Regions from separate parts of the Mus musculus genome. Here all the other regions are linked to region 2. A link is a loop called in an ENCODE intact Hi-C map of the cell type or tissue named here. Cell type or tissue: heart. All regions are shown on one strand.

Region 1 (5,000 bases), 180 kb before region 2:
AACCCCAAATTAAAAACAAAAACAAACAAGCACAAGCGAAAAACTAGCCAATTCCCTAGAGAAGTGAAGTTGAAGCAGGTTCTCTTCTAGTTCCTTCTGGTTGTGTAAAATATGTGTCAAGTACATAAGCATTAGTCCTAAAGGTGTAACTGGTCAGGCCAGAATAGTCCTCCAAACCCTCAGCAATTTCCACTTAAGAACCTTTCTGACTCTTCATTCCCTATTGTAAAGTGTACAGTGAGAAGGGTGGCTATTAGGTAGGTAACCAGATTAATACACTGTAGTGAAGTTAAAACAGCCCAGGCTAACCTAGGATTCACCATCCTCCAGCCTCAACTTCTCAAATGATAGGATATATACAACCACAGCTAGCTTTCAAATTCCTGTTACCATTGTTTTGTTTTGAGATATTCATTCTCATTCATTCTCTCTCTCTCTCTCTCTCTCTCTCTCTCTCTCTCTCTCTCTCTCTCTCTCTCTCTCTCTCTCTCCTGACTGTCCTGAAGCTTACTATGGAGAGCAGGCTGGTCTTTAAAGGTATGTTCTACCATGCCCTATCCCAGTATCTTTTTTTTTTTAATTTTTTTTAGACAAAGTCTTTCTATGCAATCCTGGCTGTCCTGATACTCCACTTGCAGTTGAGGCTGGCCTTGAGCTCAGAGATATCCCTATCTGTACCTCCCAAGTGCTGGAATAAAAGACATTTGGTACCACACCTGACCCAATACCTTTTTAATAGCAATCCTATTTACTTGTAGACTCTCCAACCATAAAGATTGAATAGAATATGAAGATCTATCTCTCCCTACTTCTATTTTATTCTTAGCAAACTGTTTTCTGGGTTTGCAGTTTTGCTCTTAAACTGTGTTATCCTCAAAGTTTCTCCTTCCTCAATGCCTATTCCTGGCAGTTTCTCCACAACAAACGCCTATATCCTTATTGCTTCTATAACTATCACCATCCCTATTTCAATATAGCTTTTGGCTCTCCCAACAAAAATTGTGTTTTAGTCCTCAATCATAACTAGCTATCTTGATTACGGTCAAATAGCTTTCTCCAGTTAAGGCCATCTGTTGGAGCCTGTGGCCAGCACAGGTCCCAGTTCCTAACTCACTCTACACTTACTTCTCTGCAGTTCCTTAATCATAGAATCATTACAGAAAGAAAAACCTCAAATAATCCAAACCCACTACTTCTCAAACTAAAAAAGCAACAACAGCAAAAAGCTAGACATGGTGGCATGCACCTTTAATCTTGAGGCAGAGGCCAGGAGTCTCTGTGAGTTCAAGGCCACCCTGGTCTAGATGGTTCCAGGTCAGTGGCTATACATAGTGAGATCCTGTATTAATGCCTCAGAGCCAGCACTGGTGAGGCAGAAATAGGCAGATCTCTGAGTTCAAGGCCAGCCCGGTCTACAGAGGGAGTTCCAGGACAACCAGGGCTACATAGAGACACCTTGACTTGAAGAAACAAACTCACAAGCAAGAGCAAAGAAACAAAACCAAAACACTTTAAGTCCACCAAAATTTTTAAGCCCAACTGAAAATACTTGTCTCAGCCTCCTGGGTGTCTGAATTCTAGTTGTGTATCACCACACCCAGTTTTCAAACTTTAGCTCGTTTACTGCATACGTAGTAAGATGTAGGAAGCTAACTTTATAGCATCATTGCAAACACACCTGAAACCTATTTTATAAATCCTTACTATGTGAACACAGCGGGGATTTCTATTGTAGACCAGTTGTCTGTATTTAGTTAGTTGCCATCCAACTAAACTGTCTTCACAGCCCAATAGTAAACTGGGACTCAGAGTTGGGTGGCATAATCCAACTCTGAACTTTCCGCTTACTGACGAAGACACTAGCTCAGTGGTGAACTAAGTTTCTCACCCACGGAAGTTTGCCCGTAAAATTCAAACTCTGGTCTGGTCTCACACCAGTGCGGTTTCTTCGTAAGACCTGTGCCGGGTGGGTCCCTCGCTCATTCACTCACACTTTGTACACAAACACAAGTGCAAAGCACCACCCCCAATTCCTGATCTTACATTCTCCTCCAAGTCAGCCCTCAAAGTCGCTGCTTGTCGGTGAGCGCGCCCTCGCAGCCGCTGCTTCATGGTCCCTCGGATCAATCCCCTCAGTCACTATCCATCGATCAGTCAGTCCCCGGGTAGTCACTGCTGCATACTTACTCGGTCATGGTCCCGTCGCAGCCTCTGCCTCGTGCTCTCCGAGGTCAGAGTCCCTCGCATTTACTGCTCCGGGGGTCACAGACCCCTCACAAGCGGCCACCCCTGGGTCACAGTCCTCTTGGCTGTCATTGTACCTCGGTCACAGTAGCCTCCTGCTTCACACTTTCCCTAGCTGTCACTGGCCCACTCTTCAGTCGCAGCCCCCTCACGCTCCCAGCCCGCCTTTGTCCTCGCAAAGCACCCACTACCCGGAGTTTCCTTACCTCAACTCCTCCAGGCTCCGGTCCCCCTCGGATCCCTTCCCCGCGCCGCGTCACCGACTAGCGAAGTCAAATGGGTTGCGGGGAGACGCCCGGGAAACATCTGACCGGACTGCGGACCGGAAGTCCCGCCTCCCGCCCGCCCTCTTGTCAATGCCACCTCCGCATTCCTGAAAACCACAACCTGACAGAGTAGTTCCGCTTCCAGAGGGGCCGGGCGCGTGGGGTGACTGAGCCGAAGCGCTGGAGGCAGGCGCGGGGTCGGCGGGCTCGGAATTCCGGATGTGTGGCGCCTCCTGCCGCCGGTCTCCCGGCGTCCCCTGCGCCCGCTGCCCCTCGCCTTCTCCGCAGGGCTGGGGCTCCGATGTCCGACCTCCCCGAGGACTTCGAGCCCGCCGGCTCGGTCAGGCGAGCTCGGGTCTGAGCTCATCCTCTGTCTGCCAGTTATTCGGACCTGGGTTGACTCATCAGAAAACGAGCCTAGAAATCGACCCGGGAAGTAGTGGAGCAGGAGTAGAGGCGAGGGCAAAAATGCACAGACAAGGAGGCTGTAGTCTAGGGAACGAACTTCCTACGGTGAGCTTTTGGGGGATTTTGTTTGGCCGAGTCCCCCCCCCCCACACACACACACACACAACACACTTCTAAGATTTTGTGTGTCCACGGAGGCCATAAATGGGGTGACATGTCTTGGAGCTAGAGTTAACGGGCCTTTGTGAATACCTGGGTGCTGGGACCTGAACTCTAGTGGGTTTTGTTTTTTTTGGTTTTTTGGTTTTTTGTTTTTTGTTTTTTGTTTTTTTTTTTTTCGTTTTTTCGAGACAGGGTTTCTCTGTGTAGCCCTGGCTGTCCTGGAACTCACTCTGTAGACCAGGCTGGCCTCGAACTCAGAAATCCACCTGCCTGTGCCTCCCCAGTGCTGGGATTAAAGGCGTGCACCACCACTGCCGGGCTAATTCTAGTCTTAATTGAACAGTAAGTGCTTTTAACTCTTAACCACTGAACTCTCTCTCCAGACTTTTTGAGGGGAATTAAAAGTAACTATCAGACATGGCCTTTACTGTTGCCGAGACTGGCCTGGACCTTACTATTTGTCCCATGCCGGCCTTGAATTTGCAGTGGACCTCCTGCCTCAGACTCTAGAGTGCGGTCATTAGCCGCCACACCCTGTGCAATTCTGTAGCTGTAAGGCAAGTGGGAAGAAAACTCTACAGGAGAAAGATGGGGGGGGTGGGGGTAGACTTTTATGTATTTGTTTGCATTTTTTACTTGAAGATAACTGAGAGGAAAGAGGATGGGTGAACTTGTGCATCTGCTGAGGTGCTTCTAAGGAGAAAAATGATTAAAAGCTAGCACACACACTTAAGTTCAAATAGGTATTTGGACTTGGCAGATAAAATGCCCCCAAAAAAGGACTTCGTAGCTGGAGGAGACACCAAGGGCCTCTCTGGGGAAGATGGGCATCACAAAGGTAGTAGTTTAGACTGTAGCTAACATAGAAACCTAGGAATCTTTTTATGGTGGTGGTTATTTTCTAGACAGGGTGTCTCTGTATAGAGCAGGCTAATGTATAATTCACAGAGATCCACCTGCTTCTGCCTCTTGGGTGCTGGGATTAAAGGCGTGTGACAGCACCACCTGGCTGAAACTCCTTGCTCTACTTTCATGTACACTTGAAATTTCTCAGACCCTGTCACTAAACAAAAGGGATATACCTTTAAGCAGTGAGCTGTGTAAACCATAGGGTAGTCAGCCAATAGCTGAGCACAAATAACAGGCCAGAAGAAACGAAAGCAACAGTACAAAGAAAGTAAGTTTTTATAATGGTGCAAAATTTGAAATTAGCCCCTTGATAAGGAAAGGTCAAAATTCAAATGGTATAACCTAATGATATAAATGCAGCTATTATGAAAGTCATAAAAACTATTCATGACATAAGGGGTGAAAACACACAATTTATTTTATAAATATTTTTTTACATCTTATAAGGAACAATGAATAGAAAATATACCCAAGTATCTAGTCATCTGACATATTAAAATGAATTTTCCCCTTTTTCTCTATATTTTCCAAATGTAGAAAGGGCAGAGATAACATAATAAAATCAAGCCATTTAAACATATACAACTTAACAGATTTTAGGTACCAAAGTGCCAACTTGTTTTTATTTGGTCAGGAAATTTAACAATATAAAAAAGTTAAGGTTCCTTGAAGTCACACTTCCCAACGATTCAATAGTAGAAACACCCAAATGCTGCCACCACACAGAATAAGCTGTCCTACAATGAAAAAGACAGAAAACAGAAATCCGCAGGGTTAGTGCTAATGAGAAAGTAGGCCAAGCTGGCCACTGAAACTGACACACACTAGATCCTTGTCAATTTTCTTTTTTCCCTTTGTCTTCAGGGAATCTAGCTATGTAACACAAAAGGCTTCAAACTTGGAATGGTCTTCCTGCCTCAGCCTCCCACGTGTAGGGATTGCAGGTGTGACCCTCTATATCCTGCCAACTTACTTTGCTCAGGGTTTCAGTTAGGTCCTGAGCCCATACAG
Region 2 (5,000 bases):
GTGTTAAACATGTGCACTCCTGTAATACTAGCACTTGGGAGGCTGGGGCAGAAAGATTTCAAGTTCTGGGCCACTCTGGGCTACATATGAGACCCTCAGGGTAAAAGGGGAGGGGATATCAAACAGAGTGCTATGGCAGAGTGGGGGAAAGGTACTTAAATATGTGCTAAGTCAGAACAACTTAGAAATTCCTTGTTTGCAAGCCGCTGTTCTTGATTTTCTACACTGGGACCAAACAGCCTAGTATAAATGTGTTGATGCCAACATTACCTCCCTCATCTACCAGGTCACTAAGCTTGTCTTTTCCTGTATAGTTGCCTAAAGGGTCAAACACAGAATTACTCATATCCTACTATGAATTAGTTTAATTAGATAATAGATTCATTTCCTCCAACTCCTAATGAGATCATGGAGTGCTTAAGAGCAAAGCAGTGTATGTTAAGAGCATTTTTTAAAGGGTGGAATGCCACAGGCGACAGTTCTGAGCAGGTGGAATGGATAATTCCCGTGGGGGGGAAGGGCAAGGTGAGGTTCATGAAAAGCAGGTTCATAGCAAGAGAGTGACAAAGGCTATCTAGAATTCTACCTTGAAACTGTCCTGACTCTAGCTGGGTGATGACATGCCAATAAGTTATGGGAATAACTGGGGTAAACACATAACAGAATGAAGCTAGGCAGTGGGGCATGCCTTTTAATCCTAGCTCTCAGGAGACAGAGGCAGGCGGATATTTGTGAGTTCAAGATCAGCCTAGTCTACATATCAAGGTCCAAGTGACTTAGGGCTACACAGAAAAATCCAGTCTTGAAAAACAAGCACCCCACCCCACCCCCCAAACCAAAACAGAGATCGCAGAATGATATCACTAGATATTTCAGAGACTTGTCTTAAGAAAGGCAAGATAGGGGCTGGAGAATGGCTCAGCGGTTAAGAGCACTGACTGCTCTTCCAGAGGTCCTGAGTTCAAATCCCACAACCACATGGTGGCTCACAACCATCCATGAGATCTGATGCCCTCTTCTGGGGTTTCTGAAGACAGCTACAGTGTACTTACATATAATAAATAAGTAATTAAATAAATCTTAAAAAAAAAACAAAAAAAAATGAGCAAAAAAAAAAAGGTAAGATAAAGGATAAAGTATTTGATAACTGGATTATCTCTACCTTTATGTTTTTTTTTCAGTGTTTTTTTCAGCCATACCTTTATTCATTAATTTCTACTATCTATATGTACAAGCCTGGGGGATAGGGGAGAAAGCGAGTGTGATCAGAAACTGTCTGAATCTGTCTTCTTGCCCAGTTTGGTCCCAGCCTCATGGCTCATGTGATCCTCTCACCTGAGGCTCCTAAGTAGCTGGAGCTATAGACTCTTTGTACCATGGTGCTCTGCCTATGCCTTTCAATCTAACCATTCTCTATAGTTCTTTACTTTCTTTTCAGAGCCACAAAATTTAAAGGAAATGTAACTGTCATTCAGACAAAATTTGGTTCAACATTCAGGAGCCATGAAGAGAGAGGCCATTATTATAATGTGTGAGTCAACGCTCCTTCATAGCTTTGGACTAAAGTTAGTCCTGATGTGGAGAAACTAAGTGACAACCAAAACAACCAGAAGACTGTGGCATTAGCATGACCACAACAGACAAGAATTTGGGTTACTTGGTGCAAGACATCTTGAGGAAGGGATTAGCAAATCATAAGCATGTAATTATACCAGGGTAGGGAAGCAGCTGCTGTTCATTTGTTTTTACTAAAAACCAGGAAGTTAATTACACATAGGTGGATCTCAGGCAAGGTTTACTACATAAAAATTGCATGACACTGGACTTGATGCCTGAGTCTGTGAGCCCTATTATTATAATAATCACTTCATAGAGCTGCGTTGAGAATTATATATAAAAAAAAGTCAGATTAAAAGATCTCATCTATGCCTGGCTCACACTGTAGTTCTTTTACTTTATTTTATGTGTATAGCATGTATGTGTGTACAGCTCAGTCATTCCCGAAGCCAGAAGAGGGTTTGGCTCCCCTTGAACTTAAGCTACAACTCAGGTTAAGCCTTGAGCACCCATATGGGTGCTAGGAACGAACCTAGGTCCTCTACAAGAGCAGAAAGTGCTCTTAACTGCTCAGCCATCACTCCAGTCTCTATTATTCTTTTTCTAAATGCTCTTTAAAATAGCATAACTAAATAATGCTAGGTTCTTTTCCTCCCAGGAAATCATCTTTATGTTTCCACCTTACCTCATTCTAGGGATTAACAAATTACCAAACAAAACAAAACAAAAAAACCCAACAACAACACGTTTTTCTTAATCTTTTTACTACTACTTTTTACTGAACACACTATATTTTGTCCAAAAAGATTGTGACACTTAGTATTCAAATGACACTTTGAGATTACCTACACTTGTTTATTTAATCTCAAATATAATAAAACCTGCGTATTTACGAGGGTTGCTCAGGTTTAGCCACCTTACTTTGAGAATGGGTTCTGGTGAGTCCCCTACGGCGCTAGCCAGGAAAAGAAGATGTCAATTTCTCAAGGTAAAAAAAAATAAAATATAATAAAATGGATCTAACCTGACCACGACAAGAGGTCCTCAACTGCGCAAAGGGAAAGGAAATTGATCCAAGCGACCTGAAGGTGAAGGATCTAAGAATTGGCTAGCAAAAAAGGGAAGTGTCGTGAACAAAGTTAGAGAGGGAGCAGAAACCAAGTGAGACGGGAAACTCCGTAGGAAGAGAGGCCAAGGAGAGCCGAGTCAAGGCCATTAGAGGAAAAACAGAAAAAAAGCACTTGCGAACAGATCCGAACCCCGCTGGCCAACAGCCTCATACCTGGGCTTCCCGTTCCCGGTGGCGCCGAGCGATGACCTCACACGCAGCATCCAATCCCATCAAGCTTTAGGGAGCGAGGCGCCTCTGCCGAACAGTCACTTCCGGGCAGAGAGGCGCGGCGGGCGAGCTGGGCGTGCGCCCTTGCTTCTTGCCCTCAACTCGCATGGCGGATCCCGGGGCGCGTCGCGGGCAGGCCGGGCGAGGCGGGCGGTTCCGGCGCCCGCGCTGAGCGGCTCCGAGGGGCGGGAACCCGAGCGGCTCGCGCCATCTGCCCTCAGTGAGGCGGGGCGCGCAGCGGACGCCCCGGGGCAGGGGCGGGAGCGGTGGAGGCGCGAGCGGCTGGCGCTGAAAGGGGCGGTGAGCGAGCCGCTCGCGGCTGTAGGCGAGGCTTGGCCTCCCGCGCCGAGACGGGGCGAAGCGGCGGCGGCGGCGGCCCTCGGGCCGGCTGGTGAGGCGATGGCGGCGCCGGGCCCGGGGGCTGGGGCAGCCTCGGGCGGCGCTAGTGGTGGCGGCGCCGGTGCCGGCGGCGGCGCCAGCGCGGGCTCGGGGTCCTCCGGGGTCGGCGGCCGGTTGCCCAGCCGGGTGCTGGAGTTGGTGTTCTCCTACCTGGAGCTGTCCGAGCTGCGGAGCTGCGCCCTGGTTTGCAAGCACTGGTACCGCTGCCTCCACGGCGACGAGAACAGCGAGGTGTGGCGGAGCCTGTGCGCCCGCAGCCTAGCAGAAGAGGCTCTGCGCACGGACATCCTCTGCAACCTGCCCAGCTACAAGGCCAAGGTGAGGGAATCCCGGGGCCACGTCGAAGCTCGGCTCCTCTCCCGCCCGCCGCTCTCGGGGTTTATCTTCAAAGCTTGAGTCAGAGGTTTCACCTCAGCATCCCGCCTTCCCACGGCTTCAGCCAGTCAGGACCACTCTCACCCCTCCTCTCCATAACGATCTTTTCTTTGGATTGAAGTTCTGCTTCGTAATCCACCTCACTTTTTAAAATACTAGGTGGTTTCCCATCATTCATTTTCAGCAGTCTTTCTACTTTCGACAGTCTTTGCTCTTAAAGACAGATCACCAGCCGATACTCATGAGCATGTATTTTTTCTGGCCTCCAAGTAGACTTAAGGCATTAGTTCGTCGATGTCGCTTTAAAATAGGTCTAGTTGCTGGGATCTTTTGCGTTCACTACCCCTTTTCCTAGCTCTGATTAACAAGAACATTATTTTCACCCACGTTCTCTTAGGGCCACAATATTTCACGATTCCAAGTGATGATAAGACTAGGCATCCTGCTAATTAACTTGTAAGAAAGAGACTTTACTATTACTTCCTCTCATTGGCACCATATAACTCATCACACTGCCTTGTCCTGCTGTGATTGATAACTTTTTCATAGTTCTACTCAGGTGATGGCTCTTCTGGCATCTAATATGTTGATTCCTGTTTTGCTGGTTTTGTTGTTGTTGTTGTTCTCGCTTCTTGTGCTTTCATAACAAAATTAAAATGCTAACAAACAGGTCATGGCAAGACCAAGTATTCTCCAGCCCAAACAAACAAACAAAAGGCCTTGGGTTAAGCTCACATAGATAGATGGTAGCTCTTCAGGAGAGCAGTCATCAAAGGCATATGAAGCCGGTGTGATGGTGCATTCCTTTAATCCCTGCACGCCACAGGCAGGTGCATCTCTGAGTTCAAGGCCAGCTTGGTCTGCCTAGTGAGTTCTAGGACAGCCAGGGCTGTATAAAATGAGAGATGATAAAGTCTGACCTGGAATGTGGTAAACACTCTTTTTTTAATGCTAAATTGACAGTGAGTGTCTAAGTCATTTTTAAATGTGAAATAAATCCACTATTTCTTTTAATATACATGTATTATTGTAAATATGTGTATACACTTATGTCTGTTTTTGGAGACAGGGTCTCAATGTGTAGTTCAGGATGGTCTCCAACTTGCCAACTTTCTGTCTGTTCCTTCAGAGTGCTGGGATTATAAGATGGGTCACAGCTACTGGTATATTCTTTTATATTAAAACAAGTTTTGGTGTGATAAGAGAAGGAACACTGCTGTTGAACATGTCAATTATCAGATAGTCTTTCTTTTTTTCTGAGACAGGGTCACAATATTCAGCTCACAAGTTCTGAGTCTAAAAGTGCCACCACTCCTGGCAAAAAAATTTG
Region 3 (5,000 bases), 130 kb after region 2:
AAAATTACCATAAGATATGTTTTGTGGACTTATGAAGCCTCAGGCATCTGTCCTTCCAGGCACTGCCTCCCTTGTCGTCCCTCCCCACCCCCATTCTTCCATGAGGAGGAGGTTGTCATTCTATCAAGTCCTAATTAAGGCCAAGACAAAAGTCTTTCTGAGCCAGCAGTGAATTGCAGGACCATTTAGAACAGGCTTGAATGCTATTCAGTCTACAGCCTGTGGGTAACGGGATTGTGACCCTGCTTGGCAGGGCATGGTCTTCAGTATTTCCAGAGAAGGCACACATCTTAGACACTACCACCTTCCCCAGTGAAAAATCTCTCACATCCACCTTGCTGGTCCCAGAGCTCTCTGAAGCATGTGGTGACCTGCCTGGCTAACCACTCCTAGAGCGAGCACACTGACTGGTTTAGGGCATCTTGCTAGCTCAGTGTCGAGATCTAATCTAAGGAATGCACCACACCCACCTACAGCCGGTGGATTCTCGTGGTGTTTTAGAAGAAAGTTGTAACAACACAAACACCACCATGAAAATGATTACTCAATGGGAGACATAATGGCAAGGATAGTAGACATGGCTAAGCCTTCCTCTTTGATAATCACTACAGGCAGGTAGTACTGGAAATGATAAAACCTTGGCTGGGATGTGGCTCCCTCGGTAGGGTACTTGCCTAGCGTTCCTGAAGCCCTGGGCTCCATCCCAGCACCAAATAAAACTATTCTTACAGGTGTTGCACGCTTGCAATCCCTGCAGGAAAGAGGGCGACGGGAAGATCAGAAGGTGAAGGTTATTTTTAGCTACAAAGTGAGGTTGAGGGCAGCTCGGGGTACACAGGACTCTCTAAAAGTGGAGAGTACAGTGGAGAGCTAGAGAGATGGCTCAATGGGTAAGAGCACTTGTTGCTATTACAGAGGACTGGGTTGAGTTCCCAGTGCCCATATCTGTCAGTTCACAACTACCTGTAACTCCAGTTCCAGGTGATTTTATGTCCTCTGGAAGTACCTCACACACACACACACACACACACACACACACACACATAAATAAAAAGTAAATGAAATAAAACAGGAAAGAGAGTTGCAGGAACATCTGATGTTTTCTTAATGCACTCTTGCTTTTAATAAGAGGGGTTTGAAGAAACTGGAGAAATAAGTTATAAATTCCAGTGATCTCTAAAGACTCTTCACGGATTAGCCCCGCGTCCGACGTTCACCAAATGCTAAATCTCCTTCTGTATTTTAAAGCCCAAACCTGGCCAGTTAAGACATAGAGTCACCGGAACACTCCTGCCCCCTGGTGGCAATGCTCAGAACTGCATGGACAAGGCGGGAGGTGCTCGCGCTAGGGGGTTGGGGGGAGATAATATGTGGAAACCTTGAAAAGAAAACCACGAAATAAATGGTTAATTTTCTTTCTTCCCCGGTGCTTCCTGTCCATCAGTGTCCACTACACCCAGGAGGAAGTGTCAGAAGCCGTCCACCTACTCACAGGAATTGCAGTTCCTCTGTTTTATTTTTTATTTTTGATGCTTTAGTGAACTTGAAATGTGGAACATATCCATGTCTTCCTGTCATTAGGGGATATGATCAAAGTCCAAGCCTTGGGAGAGGTACGGAATCCAGCCAACAGCAATTTATATGAGCGGGCCTACGGGGGCATGGGCAAGTGAAGGGACAGGAAAAGAATTCAAGATTGAACAAAGCTGTAAATTGATTATTTGGGTTTAATTAAGGGGAAAAGCAGTTGGGTTTTGGAAGTTCCTCCAACCATGTTAGGTGGAAAGGAGCTTGAAGAATTAGGCTCAGGGGAAGGGCATTACAACTCCAACCCCGTTGGCAGGGCATTTCTCTTCTTTTAAAAGCCCAGTATTGGACTTGTATATGGGAATGGGAGAGGGAGGTAAATGAGGGAGGGACAGAAGTAACACAAAGAGTCTGGAGATGGGATTTAGGTAAACCGAAAGAGCGGGAGCCAAGTCTTCGCATTTAAATGGTGAAGCCCTACTCTAGCACAGTCCCTCTGCAGCTGGCTGCAGTCCTGGGACTTGCGTGTATGGTAGGTGATGGGAAGGGTTTAGAATCTGCTGTCAGTCTGCAAGTTGCTTTCGCAGTTAGCCCTGGATCCCATCCCGAAGGTTCTGGCTCCCCCCCCCCCCTTTTTTTGCTAGGGTATCCAGGTCGTATGTGATGGTTAGTCTTTGTTTTCAAGACAGGGTTTCTCTGTGTATCCCTGGCTGCCCTGGGATTCACTCTGTACACTAGGCTGACCTCGAACTCATTGAGACCTGCCTGCCTCATCTTTCCGAGTGCTGGGATTAAAGGCGTGTGCCACCACCGCTATGTATGATGGTTAGTTTTATTCGTCAATTTGACCCAATCTAGAATCGCCTAGGAAGGGAGTCTGAAGGCGGAGCTGCCTACATTAAGTTGGCCCTCAAGCATGTCTGAGGAATTTTCTTTTCTTTTTTCATTCTTTCTTTCTTTCTTTTTTTTTTTTTTTGTTTTGTTTTTGTTTTTTTTTTTTCGAGACAGGGTTTCTCTGTGTAGCCCTGGCTGTCCTGGAACTCACTTTGTAGATCAGGCTGGCCTCGAACTCAGAAATCTCAATAGAGGTGGAAAGACTCCCTTCCAATGTGGGCGGCACAGTTTCCTGGGCTGGGCGCCAGACAGTAAAGACTGGGCTGAGACGCGTACGTGGGTACACTTGTTCTGGTTGTCATGTGACCAGCTCTTGGAAGCCTCTGCCACCGGAACCTCCAGGGACTGTAGTGTAGTCTGAGGTTGTGAGCTAGAATAAACGAACCCCTTAGTTGTTTTTGTAAGGACACCTCATGGAAGGAATAGAGAGGAATCTAATCCAGTATGCCACAGCGCAGATGCTCCACCATTGATTTCGCGATGTCTTCCTGGCGGCCACGTGGGTTGTTTCCAGGGGCCCCCAGCCGTCCGAGTCCGCTTCTCACTCCTTTTCAGCTCAGGATCGTCTCGCTGGAGGAACGCAGTGCTTCCCCATTTTAGAATTGGAGCTCACTTCCTATTGAGCAAAGCTTCCTCCTGGTTTCAGTTCTTGCCGCGCCTTGCAGGAGAGAGCAATTTTTTCCACAGAAAGAAGAAGTAGATTAATCTGCCCCAGTCCTAAGTAAACACACCCATTTCCCGGATGGCCGCACTCTGCCTCACCCAGTAGTACTCAGGCCTAAGTGCTGCTTGGTTGTACTAATGCTTCTGGCAGCAGACAGGCCCCTCCCATGGAATCATTTACCACTGCATTACTGGCCCAGTGTATCCTCCAGTTTTCTGGGGTTACATGATTCTTGGTATCAACACTGCTCATTCCTCTGCATTCTAAATAGATAAATTTACCTTTGAGAATAAACCGGAACCTAGTCAGGGTTTCTCTGTGCAGCCCTGGCTGTCCTAGAATTCATTCTGTAGACGGCACTGCCTCCCAAGAGCTAGAATTAAAGGCGTGCACCACCACCTCCTGGCTCAACCCGGTCTCCATCTTAAAGTGTCTCGGTTGCTTTAGCCTACATCAGTCCTTCCTTCTGTGGAATCTCTAGTGACAATGCCTTCTACATGCTTAGTGCCTGCATAAAGGTGAACCTGGGAGCCACGATGTCCAAGGGTTGTGACTGTGGGACGGTTTGAATGGAAGGTTGGATCTGATAGAATTACGTTATTATGAGTGTTTCAGAGAGCCACAGTGGGATTGTGGTGGAGTTAACAGAATGATGGATTGTGGGTTTCCAAAACTGAAGAACAAAAGCCTAGCACAGTGGTTGGGGTGTGTGTGTGTGTGTGTGTGTGTGTGTGTGTGTGGTGGTGGGGGGCAGAGGGTGTGGTGCGGGGGGAGGGGGGAAGGACTGTTAGCAGAGTCTCAGTCCTACCCCTTGGCTCATGAATCCGAATCCCTGAGACAGGGATCTATCTGTGCTGTGATGACGAGTCTGACCATCCTCAAGATTGCAATCCACTAGCTTGAGTTAGAGGCTTGAAGGTCTTGTCTTGAGAAAGCAGTCTGTTTTGTACTCAGAAGTCTGAGAAGGTGTGAGACGGGTTGATAATGCCTCTCCCACTCTCTGCACTGGGCAAGCCCCAGAGAGATGACTTGGTGGACAGGGGACCAACTGCCAAGCTGATTCCAGTATGATTCATGAATCTGCCTGGAGGGAGGAGAGACCTGAGAGTGGTCTTCTGATGTTCTTCTCCATCCCCACTTTTAATTAAATATTTAATTAAATTAATTTAATTAAATTAATTAATTTTATCTTTATTAAAAATACAACTGAGCCGGGTGTGGTGGCACACGCCTTTAATCCCAGCACTCGGGAGGCAGAGGCAGGCAGATTTCTGAGTTTGAGGCCAGCCTGGTCTACAAAGTGAGCTCCAGGACAGCCAGGGCTATACAGAGAAACCCTATCTTGAAAAATAAATAAATAAATAAATAAATAAAAAATAAAGCTGTTACCCGTGCAAGAGCTGATGAGTATTCTATTAATTCAGGAGGTTTTTTTGTTTGTTTGTTTGGTTGGTTGGTTTTTCCTCAGGGATGACCAATCATACAGATGTGGATGTGATGCTGAGGCCAGAGCCTGTAGTGTTACAGGAGAAGGTGCCAGGCTTGGCAGCAGACAGGCAAAGGCCTAGGATTTGTAAGATGGGAAAGAAGAACTGTTGGGCCCTTCCCTATGGGATGACAGATTTTCAGCCTTGAGAATAAAATGAAGTCAGAGGAGGGAAAGAACTCCAAGGATAAAAAGTTGGGAAGCTATTGAGCATACATTTTGGGGGGTTTTGTTGTTGCTGTTTGTTTGTTTGTTTTTCTGGTTTTTTTTTTTGAGACAGGTTTCTCTGTGTAGTCCTGGTTGTCTTTGAACTCAGAGATCCACTTGCCTCTGCCTCCTGAGTGCTGGGATTACAAGCATGCACCTCCAAGCTTGGTTTGAACATAATTTTCTTCCTTTCTCTTTTCCTCTTGCTCCGGCTCCAGCTCC

What was found. Hi-C counts contacts between places; a loop is a spot of excess contacts. Peaks named below come from ENCODE experiments on the same cell type or tissue, not always from the same donor. Only the 100,000 strongest peaks of a DNase experiment are listed, where the experiment ranks them.
Region 1: a loop joins it to region 2, with 9 times the contacts of the local background. A loop is called at or near these places in 2 of 42 quality-filtered maps.
Region 3: it touches region 2 in a loop (4-fold over the local background); 8 of 42 quality-filtered maps call a loop at or near these places.

What each region holds. Positions count from the first base shown.
Region 1 is chr16:32,428,482-32,433,481 of GRCm38, reverse strand. Tctex1d2 (Tctex1 domain containing 2) reads right to left here. Exons shown (of 5, transcript NM_025329.4): 5 at 4,383-4,726. The coding sequence ends at 4,679. Pcyt1a (phosphate cytidylyltransferase 1, choline, alpha isoform) reads right to left here and starts at 2,561. Exons shown (of 9, transcript NM_009981.4): 1 at 2,451-2,561. In heart, a CTCF peak has its summit at 2,727; a DNase peak (open chromatin) is centred at 2,601; H3K4me3 peaks cover 2,569 bases; H3K27ac peaks cover 2,030 bases.
Region 2 is chr16:32,245,107-32,250,106 of GRCm38, reverse strand. It overlaps Fbxo45 (F-box protein 45), which reads left to right and starts at 3,082. Exons shown (of 3, transcript NM_173439.2): 1 at 3,082-3,613. The coding sequence starts at 3,296. It overlaps Wdr53 (WD repeat domain 53), which reads right to left and starts at 2,880. Exons shown (of 3, transcript NM_001185162.1): 1 at 2,840-2,880. In heart, no CTCF peak of the experiment used is centred here; a DNase peak (open chromatin) is centred at 2,966; H3K4me3 peaks cover 3,110 bases; H3K27ac peaks cover 1,696 bases.
Region 3 is chr16:32,111,789-32,116,788 of GRCm38, reverse strand. No RefSeq gene overlaps it. Among named protein-coding and RNA genes, the nearest start is that of Cep19, 14 kb to the right of the region's middle. In heart, no CTCF peak of the experiment used is centred here; DNase peaks (open chromatin) are centred at 1,298, 2,718 and 3,068; H3K4me3 peaks cover 323 bases.